Linked DNA regions of Homo sapiens: region 2 is linked to region 1. A link is a loop called in an ENCODE intact Hi-C map of the cell type or tissue named here. Cell type or tissue: body of pancreas. All regions are shown on one strand. Each heading gives the region's core, and the rest is flanking DNA. Links, peaks and the distances in the headings are about the cores only. Region 1 overlaps APPL2 (adaptor protein, phosphotyrosine interacting with PH domain and leucine zipper 2). Region 2 overlaps C12orf75 (chromosome 12 open reading frame 75).

Region 1 (5,385 bases), core at 386-5,385:
AGTGGCAGAGCAAGAGTGGAGGGTGTGCAAAAGGTCTGGCATGTTCTGGGACAGCCAGCAACAAGACAAGAGGAGCAGGCTGAGATGCAGCTCATGAAGGATTTAGCATGCCTTGCTGAGGACTTTATGCCTTTTCCTTGTGGTTACAGAGAGCCACGGAGGCGTCTGAAGATGAGGAGGTGACGGGAAGGTTTTAAGTAATCCAGCTGCGGTGTGGAGGAAGAATGAAAAGGGGAAGACGTCTTCCTGACGACAGGAACTGCAATCGCCCAGGGAAGAGCTAAAGCTAACTCTGCACAGTAACAACAGGCAAACGTTGTTTCGAATAAAGACCCAGAGTCTGGAAAGTGGCAAGGGCCAGAAAAGGATTCAGAAATGGCCAGGTAGTTGCTAAAGTGATCTTGCCCAGGGAGTGAACACAGACTCGCCAGAGAAGGATTCCAAAGGAATTCTGCAGGACCCCAAGACTTCAGGGAACCACCAAGAACAAGGGGCAGAGCCCAGGAGGGGGCCAGGAGACAGCCTGTCAGAGGAGCCAATGGAAGACAGTTTCGAGGGGGGTGTTATTAACAGAATCAGATGTTGCCCATGGGCAGAGTGGAGAGAGGCTGTGAGCCAGGCACTAAGCAGCCTCCCATGCAAAGTGGAGGCCAAGACCAGACTGAGGTGGCTTGAGGAACAAATATCAGATGTTTGGCGAGGAGCCAAAGATGGCACATACTGCTGTTCCTTCAAGAAAGGATGAGAGGACTAAACTTCTATTTAACCCAAATAGCAGTGCCAGTGTACAGTGCTATTGCAACTATTATTATCATAAAACAGAAGACGGTTCTGTTCACACTGAGAGCACTCTGTGAGCAGAGACTGATCTTAGCATTTTACAGGTATTAACATGATTAACTCACAAGAACCCTCTGAGGTGGGTATTCTTATGGCCTTTGTTTAGCTGATAAGGAAACTCAGGCAATCAACTGATGATGGCTCGACCTGCCCAAGGTTACACAGCAAGCGGCTGAGCCAAGACTGGAACTCAGATCTGTGAAGTCCAAGGTCACACACTTAACTCCTGTACCTGAGTGAGTGAGCCTCACCCAGAATAATCTAAAAGCAATCAACAGCTTTTAGATTGCTATCTGAAAGCTACCAATGCCAGCATGAGGGAAAGCTGCAGACCAAGTGCAGAACCCAGGTCTAAGAAGTCATTACCAAGAGCCATTCACGCCCTCTGCTCCCTCCGACCTTAAGCTACATATGCACCTCCTCTCAGTCCCTGTCAGATAAGCCTCAATGTGACTGGTTTTCAGGGCTGCTAAAACACACTGATTAGAACATTTATGGATAAAAACTAATGAAACCAAGAAAGTTATTCTGGGATACAAAAAGGAACTGGGTCCTGCCTCTAGCGTATTACAAAGCTGTGGGCTGATAAACAAGGGTGGTTCTTCCATGATGACAAGAGGAGCCTCTAAAAGCTTACACTTCTTTGGCCTCTGCTGCCATTAATGGTGGCTAGCGTGTCAGGAGAGCAAGCATAGTGGTTAAGAGCGAACGCAGGCTTTGCAGTCAAAGATCTGGGTTTAAAATTCTGCCACTCATCAGCTGTGTGACCTTAGGCAAGCTACTTAACTTCTCTGAGTCTTAGCTTCCTCATCTGTAAGCACATACTATACAAATACCTCCCCTCTGTTGTGAAAGCTGAGTGGCCAGCCTAGTGCGTGGCACTTTTATGTGCCTAAGAAAGGCCACTATTTTCACTCTTAAAACATGCAGCTGTGACCCTGATCTGCCTCCTAGGTGCTTCTCCCTCCCCCATGACAAACTCACACTCCTGGATGCTCACTACTGTCATCTGGTTTCCCACTCGGTACATTCACTTGTTTAGCTTGCTATCTATATCATCATTCTAAAGAAAAGTACTTTTTTCTTTATATACCAAATTATGCATACTTTACTCCTATTCCCTCCCACTGTCTTTACCCCAATTTGAGAAAATACTACTTCCACCTCCAATTCGGGCTTCTAGGATCAGGAGTTTTAAGATCAACTTTCAGGATCAGTAGTTCTGTATTCTGAAAGCTTTGGTTAAGAACGACTGCAGACATGTAACTGTTAAATTAAACCTGCTTTGCTGAAGGAAAGTGAGAGTCTTAATCACGGTTCTCATTTCAAAAAAATTCCATCCCAAATTTACTTAAAAAAAAAAAAGCAAAAACAAAACCAAAAAATCTCATACAAACTGAAGGTAGCAACTACAGAGGTTTGTCATCTGGTGGAAGAGAATGCCAGGTTACAAGGGTTGCCAGGTTTCGTGAATACCGCTGGGGATAGCCTTCCTGTCCTGCCTGCCAGGAACATTATTACCCCTGGCCCCACTTTCTCAGTACAACAGCTGAGAGGAGAAGCAAGATGACCTAAATAAATTTCACTGTAAGCCCCTAACAAATCCATTTTAAAAGATTAGAAAATTTTAAACCTCTTTAGGAAAGAAGAATATTATGGCCGAGATGCAGAATGAAAATAAATATTAAATGTGTTGAATGCAAAATTTGAGAATTAACTGAATATATATGCATATGCATCTATTTAGACATAACTGAAGTTTTTAACTTATTTAGCCAATAGTTTGAAAAATAGACTGTTCTAAGTAACCAGGCTCTTCTCTGTTAATGCACTGGAAAGGTACACTACTACTTTCATTCAAAGGACCCACAATGGACTATTGCCAGACGTGACTCCAGGGACTACTGTAAGATGCTGAAAACAGCTTAGAGCCTATAGTTTCATTCTAGAGGTTAAGACAAACAAAATTTAAAATTTCCCCAAACTAGCCACAATCAGCAAAACTGCTCATAGAAGTTTTCCTCTAGTTTTTCTTGTTCTTCCTCTTTCTAAAACTAAGGTCTCTGAAGGGCATTCGCAATATCAGCATCCAGAAATATACCGTGTAGTCTGATTAAAATATCTTTTATGAACACTTATCATTTATCAGCAGCGTAAGCCTGCTTTTGAAAATATGATAATGAAAAACTGTATCTTGCGGAGAGTCTGTTTTTACAAAGGAAATTATAAAACTATCAATCAAATTCAACATGCCTAGGTATAAAATATTTATGGAATAACGTGCAATGAAACCAAGAAAACATAACTTTAGGGGAAAAAACTTGAATGAAAACACTGAGAAATATACTATCTTAAAATATATATATGAAAACAAACAGATCAAAACAGGAATCAGAAAAGATTTCTTTCTTCAATTAAAAACAAAACGAAACACCTAAGCTTTCAAAGAAACCTGAAAAACCAAGTGTCCTTGGCCCAGCCAATCTGAACACAGCTGATCACTGCTTGACTCTGTCTTTGAATCTGGCAGCACTAACCAGACATTCTCACCAGCCTGTGCTGCAGGAAACGCTGAGGCAGGAGGAAGGGTTTCTGGCCAGCAGGAGAACCCACGTGATGATCATATGCTGCGCATTAAAAGCTGGGTTACAGCCTCTAGGAAGGAAAGACCCACTTAATTTTGGCAAAATGTCGTTTTCTGCCTCAACAGAAAAAAATGCATGAGACAGCGTTTGGATAACCCCAAGTAGATGATTCTGACAGACACCGAAAGGCAGAACAGAGACTCCTCAGAGTGACAGAGACACAGTCTCTCACGTCTTGGGTTTTTAAGCCTTAAATAAGAGACAAATCACTTAGTGACGAAATACAAATTGCTGAATAGCAAGCAATTTCAGGTATAAGCCCAGTAAGAACATTCCTGTTTTCTTAAATCTAGAATATTTAGGGAAAAATACAAAAACAAAAATTGACGAAGTTCTCATTTCTCTAAATTCTGAATGTCTTAACAAAACACATAAAATCACAGGTGAACACATAATTCTTTTGGTCATTAAAACTAGTTCTAGCTACTCAGAAGGCTAAGACAGATCACTTGAGGCCAGGAGTTTCAGACCAGCCTGGGCAACATAGTAGGACCTTATCTCTACCAAAAATCAAAAAGAAAAAAAATTAGCTGGGTGTGGTGGTGTGCACCTGTAGTCCTAGCTACTTAGGAGGCTGAGGCAGGAGGATTACTTGAGCCGTGGAGTTAGAGGCTACAGTGAGGTATAATCATGCCACTGTACTCCATCCTGGGTGACAGAGTAAGACCCTGTCTCTGAAAATTAAAAATAAAAAAAAAAGACTCTAGTCCTTTTTTTAATATTTACAAAAATTTTGTGTAGATACAGGTCCTCACTATATTGACTAGGCTGGTCTCAAACTCCTGGCCTCAAGCAATCCTCCCGTCTTGGTCTCCCAAGTGCTGGGATTACAGGCCAGCCCAAAGCTAGTTCTAATTAATAAGTTACACTTATACCTTACTGCATAGTTTGCCTATCTATATCTCCAGCCCTGTACTCTGGATCTGAACTTTCAACAAGATCTCTTTATCCACTTTGATGTCCCATGAACTCCTCAAAATCAGTGTTTCCAGAGAGAATTACAGTTGGGCATCCCCATGACAGATATGCACTCACAGGCACGCACACACACTCATACGCACCCTGCGCCTCTTCCTGTGTTCTCCCATGTATCCACCCTGCCGTTCCAGATGAATACCTGAACATCATTCTTGATTCATCCTTTACCACCTGACCCCTTCATACCCAATCAATCACCAATCCACCTCCTAAATACCTCTCAAGTACAGCTGCTTCTTTCCACTTCTACTGCCACCTCCCCTATGCTTAGGAGTGAAGAGTCTCAGCTTGGCTCCAGCTGATTTGCTCTGCCATGAATTAAATGGGTGCACCTGGACAAGTTTCTCACCATCAGAATCCTTAAGTCTCCCAACCAATACCATAGGCATAATAACAATAACAATACCCACCTCAGAGTTGTTAGGGGAATTTAAATAAAATAATCAACATAAAAGCCCCTGGAAGTTCCTGGATGCTATTAAGTATTCAATAAATCTCAACTCTTACAATCACCCTCCTTTTGCGTGCCCAGCACAACCCCACTAGGTTAGGTGGCTCTCCTCTCCTGGCCCCTCTAAGGCTCTCTGGTGATTGCTTTGTCTGCCTCCCAACCCAACTGTCAGCTCCCCAACGGCAAGGACTGAGTCTTATTCCCATATGATGGGAAATGACTAATAAAACAATGAGCAGTAATAGAGTGGTGAACCTATGTAATAAGAAATGACTATATATATTAGTAAGAGCTATATACTACTGAATGTGGTATAGGTTAAGTACCCTGCATCTGAAATGCTTGGGACCAGAAGGATTTAGGATTTTTTCAGATTTTGAAGTATTTGCTGTATCAGTCGAGCTTCCCAAATCCAAAACTCCAAAATGCTCCAATGAGCATTTCGTTTATGTGTCGTGTCAGCACTCAAAA
Region 2 (5,385 bases), core at 106-5,105, 120 kb after region 1:
GCAGCCATGTGGAACTGTGAGTCAATTAAGCATGTTTCCTTTATAAATTACCCAGTCTAGGGTATGTCTTTATTAGCAGCATGAGAACAGACTAATACATCCAGTTATTTTGAGGTTTTCGTAGGTGCTGTGGTTTGAGTGCGTTCCCCAACATGTGTTGGAAATTTAATACCCAATGCAGTAGTGTTGGGAGGTGGGACCTAATAAGAAGTGATTAGGGCTTGAGGGCTCTGCTCCCATGAATGGATTAATGTGTTTAATCATAAATAAACTGGGGGACGAATGGAATGGGTTGGTTATTGAGAGAGTGGGCTGGTTATTGAGAGAGTGGGTTGCTGTAAAAGCAAGTTTGGCCCCTTCTTGCGCTCTTGCTGTCTTGCCCTTCTGCCTTCCCACATGGGATGAAGGAGCATAAAGGCCCTCACCAGATGTGAGCCCCTCAATCTTGGACTTCCCAGCCTCTAGACTGTAAGAAATACATTTTATTTTCTTTATAAATTATCCAGTCTGTGGTATTCTATAACAGCAACACAAAAAGGACCAAGACACAAGCATGGCTGGTTAAATCCTTTGCCACTGGTGATTAACTCAATCTCCAGCCTCTCTCCTCTCTCTGCAGGTGGCAGGGTGGAGCTCAATGTTCCAAGCTTCTAATCAAGGCTTGGTCTTTCTAGCAAACAGCCCCCATCCTGAAGCCATATAGGGGCTTGGCCAAGAGTCATCTCATTAGAAGCCTCACAGAGAGGCTCCTGTCACTCATCACTCAGGAAATTCCAGGGGTTTTAGGAGCTCTGTGCCAGGAACCAGGGGCAAAGACCAAATATCTTATGATGAAACTGCAATATCAGATTAAGTTTTTTGAATGTTTGAATAGATGGGATTTGCTATGCATTTTTAATTAACTGAGACTTCTGTCATTGAGACTGATGAATAAAATGTTAAAATCTTCTGAAATGTGGAAAGTAAAAGCTAAACAGAGCCAAGGTGAGATGAAGTGATACTGTAAACAACCAACAGTGATGGAAATGTCCTTCTTTACATTCTATTTACAATTTTTATTACTGAAACTGCATATAATACTTTCCTGAGAACAAACCTTTCCCCTCTCCATTTTTAGGAAGATATTTAAAATTATGATTATCATTTCTACAGTTTTGGGAAATAGTCATTAAATCTTTTGACCCCCTCCCCTCCAAATTATAATAGTCTCTCTATATTTTTTGGTGTGTTTTTTTTCCCCACAAGAAACATTGTTACCTTTTTTTCATTTCTACTTCTCCTGAGGCCCTAGGCCCATTGTATTAACCCACCAAGGTTATGTTTAAACAGTAAGGAGCCAATTTGGCAGGACATGAAGTGGTATTAGGATGAATGATGTATCCTTGTGGCCTGGAAAAAAATAGATGTAACATTATACATATTTGCTTAATAAATGATAAAGCACATGAACCACAGATACAGTTTAAAGCAAATGGGATCTTGCCACTATCTAATTTTGATCAAAGCACTTTTTGCATAATTACTTAGATTAGGGATTGCCATTTGGTTAATTACAATAAATATATAAGCAAAGTGTAATTAAAAGGTTGCAGTGAGGGTAATTTTATTTCTGATCATTTTATGATTTTATACTTTTACAGGACAAATAAACTTATGCTTTGCATTTTATGTACCTAGGTACTCTGATAGTTTTGTTTAGGGTTTCCAACATTTGCAACCTTTTTTTTTTTCTTTTGGGAAGTTGTGTGTTAGGGAGTCATATTCTCATTACCCTGGTTACAAGCTTCTCAGTAACCACCATGTTACCTTGCTTCTAAGATGCACATTTTCCTATTAAAAAATGGAGCACATTTTACAATCATACACACACACAGACACACACACACTTCTTGGAGTGTTTCTGACTTCTTTGCCCCACCCCTACCATTGCAGTTATTCAGTTGATGATGCCCTTTCAAATGAGGGCCATTTTAGAACAGAGGGAATGGTCTGTTGACTTTGTTTTAAATGGTGGCACCATGCATCTCCCTTGGGCCTGCTGGGATGTTAAATGGTGAGCCCAGCAGGGAGGAGGCCCTTGATGGTGCCCATAGCTTGGTGCAATCAAGGTGAAGTGGATGGAGAGTTCCTGATGCTGATTAAAATAAGCACTGAATGCACAACATGTGGCCATTTGTAAACTCATTTCTCATTTCACACACGTTACTGTGCTTTGCCTTCCTAGCTGCATTTGTTGGCCCAGTATGTCCTCATTTACTAGATGCTGAAACAAAGTGATTTAGTGACTGTCAGACAAATACTGGCATAGGGATCCGACTCCAGTCATCTGCCTTCTGATTCCACACTGTTCTTACCCCATCACCGTTCTGCCATCCCTGAGATGTAGCAGGGCAGCCTTGGCCACTCTCTTCTTCCTGTGGATTGTACTAGGTCACCCCTCATCTTTAAATGTTGAGGACTCGGCCGGGTGTAGTGGCTCACATCTGTAATCCCAGTACTTGGGGAGGCCAAGGCAGGTGGATCACTTGAGGTCAGGAGTTCAAGACCAGCATGGCCAACATGGAGAAACCCTGTCTCTACTAAAAATACAAAAACAGTTAGCTGGGTGTTGTGGCAGGTGCCTGTAATTCCAGCTACTCAGGAGGCTGAGGCAGGAGAATCGCTTGAACCCAGGAAGCAGAGGTTGTGGTGAGCCAAGATTGTGCTGCCGCACTCCAGCCTAGGCAACAGAGTGAGACTCTGTGTCAAAAAAAAAAAAAAAAAAAGTTGAGGACTCATGGTCCACATTATAATCATTGTTTTCTTCCCTCTGTAAGACTTGCAGAGTCAAAGGCTCATCTCTGGTTCTCCCTTGCCCTGACTCCAGCAAAACCCAAACATACTCTTTATCCTTTTCCACAAAAATAAAAAAATAAAAGCTAAAAAGATATTATTTTCTTTTTAGACGTAAGCTGAAAATTCTAAGCCCCCCCCCAACCAATTAAATGGACCCCTTCTCTTGGCCAAGGTAATTCCTAAGTTAACCTGCAAAACTAGGTCAGGCCATGATGGGAAGTGGGGATTGGACATGCCTCATTATACCCTCTTCCCTTTGAAATTCAGGCACAACTGACCAGCATTTAACATTAAAACAGACCTTAAGACTGACAAAGCAGACTCTTTGTAGCAGTAAGATACCAACATGACAGCAGGCTCTGAAAGAAGTCAGGCCAGGTGTGGTGGCTCATGTCTGTAACCCTAACACTTTGGGAAGCTGAGGTGATTGGATTGCCTCTGCTCAGGAGTTTGAGACCAGCCTCGGCAACATGGTGAAACCCTGTCTCTATTAAAAAATACAAAAATAAGCCAGGCGTGGTGGTGCACGCCTGTAATCCCAGCTACTCAGGAGGCTGAGGCAAGAAAATAGCTTGAACCCAGGAGGCGGAGGTTGCAGTGAGCCAAGATGGCACCACTACACTCCAGCCTGGGTGGCAGCATAAGACTCCAAAAACAAATATAAAAAAAAAAGAAGTCAAAGTATTTTACCCCAAAATATATTTCTTTGACATAAATTTTGAAATGTCAAGCAAAGCTGTCGTTTGTGGGGGGAAATCTGTATTCTGTAGATAAATTCTCTTCCTTTTCCAGGTCTTTTTCCTGATCTTGAATTAGTGTCTGGCCTTTTTTTTTTTTTTTTTTTTGAGACAGAGTCTTGCTCTGTTGCCCAGGCTGGAGTGCAGTGGTGCAATCTCAACTCAATGCAACCTTTGCCTCCTGGGTTCAAGCAATTCTGCCTCAGCCTCCCAAGTAGCTGGGATTATAGGCGCCCACCACCACACCTGGCTAATTTTTGTATTTTTTTTTTAGTAGAGATAGGGTTTCACCATGTTGGCCAGGCTGGTCTCAAACTCCTGACCTCAGGTGATCCACCCACCTCGGCCACCCAAAGTGCTGGAATTACAGGCGTGAGCCACCGTGCCCGGCCTAGCACTTTTTTAAGTCTGATAAGAAACATTTAAAGAAGCTTCATCTGCAAAATAAAACCTTGGGTCTCCAAAATCCCTTATCTTAACTCAAGACAATTCCAGGAATCAATTGATTCCAGATCTTTAAATAAACTCTTTCAACCAATTGCCAATCAGGAAATCTTGGAATCCACCTATCACCTGGAAACAACCCCCCACACCCCCACCACTTTTGAGTTGTCCCGGACCAAACCAGTGTACATCGTACAGGTATTGATTGGCCTCTTATGTCTCCCCATAACGTATGAAACCAAGTTGTAGCCTGAGCACCTTGGACACGTGTTCTCCAGACCTTCTGAGGCTGTATCACAGGCATTCCTTAACCTTGGCAAAATAAACTTCTAAATTGATTGAGACCTATCTCAATACTTTTTGATTTACACAGATTTTCTTCTAGATTCTCATGCTTGACTCTAAAATAAAACGTTCATTTTCACGGGTGTATGGTGGCACTAATTTTTGTTAATTTTTTTCTATCAAAAACACTCTACTGTTGGCAGTTTTTCCTGTGTTAAGATTTTTTTTTAAGTTTAGGATCTTTTGGTTTAATAATCTCTGATTCTAAAGTAGTTTACATAATGTATCATTTTAACAGTAATGGTGGCACAGAAATGTTCTTCCCTGAAGAAAGGAACTAAGATTATTACAAAGTTTAGGTTTAGTCAAAGCCTTAAAAGAATTCGTTTGAGACATAGCCTCAATTATCTTTAGGATCAGCTTTTAATTTGCAGTATTACAGATGCAAAATGAATATCATTGTTTGATTGTTCTTGCAATTTGGCAATAACTTTACCCACAGACTTATTTACTTACTTTGTAGCACATCTTCCTTTATTTTTACACCTCTGTGACTTGTGCAGAAGTTATTTTAATTTCTATTTAATATATATCGAAATTGAAATATTAAGTGTGACGTCTAATAATAACTTAGTTTGCTATTTTTATGTGCCAGCTTTGTGTTAAGTGTTTACATTGTCTTTTTACACATTGTCTTTTTAAATCTTCACAATAACCTTTGAGAAAGATACCTTTTACCCTCATTTGACATAAGGGAGGTGAGGTTTTAAGAGGTTAAAGGATGCTTAATACCATATATCTTGTAGGAGTTGGAACCAAGTCCTGTGCCTCCCAGATAAAGATATTGGGAGGAGGAAATGTGGGCAGAGAATCTGCGAGAAGTAATGGGGATGGAGACCAGAAGAGATGAGCTGTTTTTGTCACATGGGTGGTGTATTAGGGTTCTCCAGAGGGAGAGAACTAATAGGATAGATGAATGTATGAAGGGGAATTTATTAAGGAGGACTGACTCACATGATCATTAGGTGAAGTTTCACAATAGGCCGTCTGCAAGCTGAGGGGCAAGGAAGCCAGTCCGAGTCCC

What was found. Hi-C counts contacts between places; a loop is a spot of excess contacts. Peaks named below come from ENCODE experiments on the same cell type or tissue, not always from the same donor. Only the 100,000 strongest peaks of a DNase experiment are listed, where the experiment ranks them.
Region 2: a loop joins it to region 1, with 2.0 times the contacts of the local background. A loop is called at or near these places in 21 of 110 quality-filtered maps.

What each region holds. Positions count from the first base shown.
Region 1 is chr12:105,222,961-105,228,345 of GRCh38, forward strand. The region is part of intron 2 of APPL2 (adaptor protein, phosphotyrosine interacting with PH domain and leucine zipper 2); the gene reads right to left. Among named protein-coding and RNA genes, the nearest start is that of APPL2, 11 kb to the right of the region's middle. In body of pancreas, for the core only: a CTCF peak has its summit at 3,482; a DNase peak (open chromatin) is centred at 3,411; H3K27ac peaks cover 1,641 bases.
Region 2 is chr12:105,342,000-105,347,384 of GRCh38, forward strand. The region is part of intron 1 of C12orf75 (chromosome 12 open reading frame 75); the gene reads left to right. Among named protein-coding and RNA genes, the nearest start is that of C12orf75, 14 kb to the left of the region's middle. RefSeq lists an enhancer at 1,754-2,310. In body of pancreas, for the core only: no CTCF peak of the experiment used is centred there; no DNase peak of the experiment used is centred there.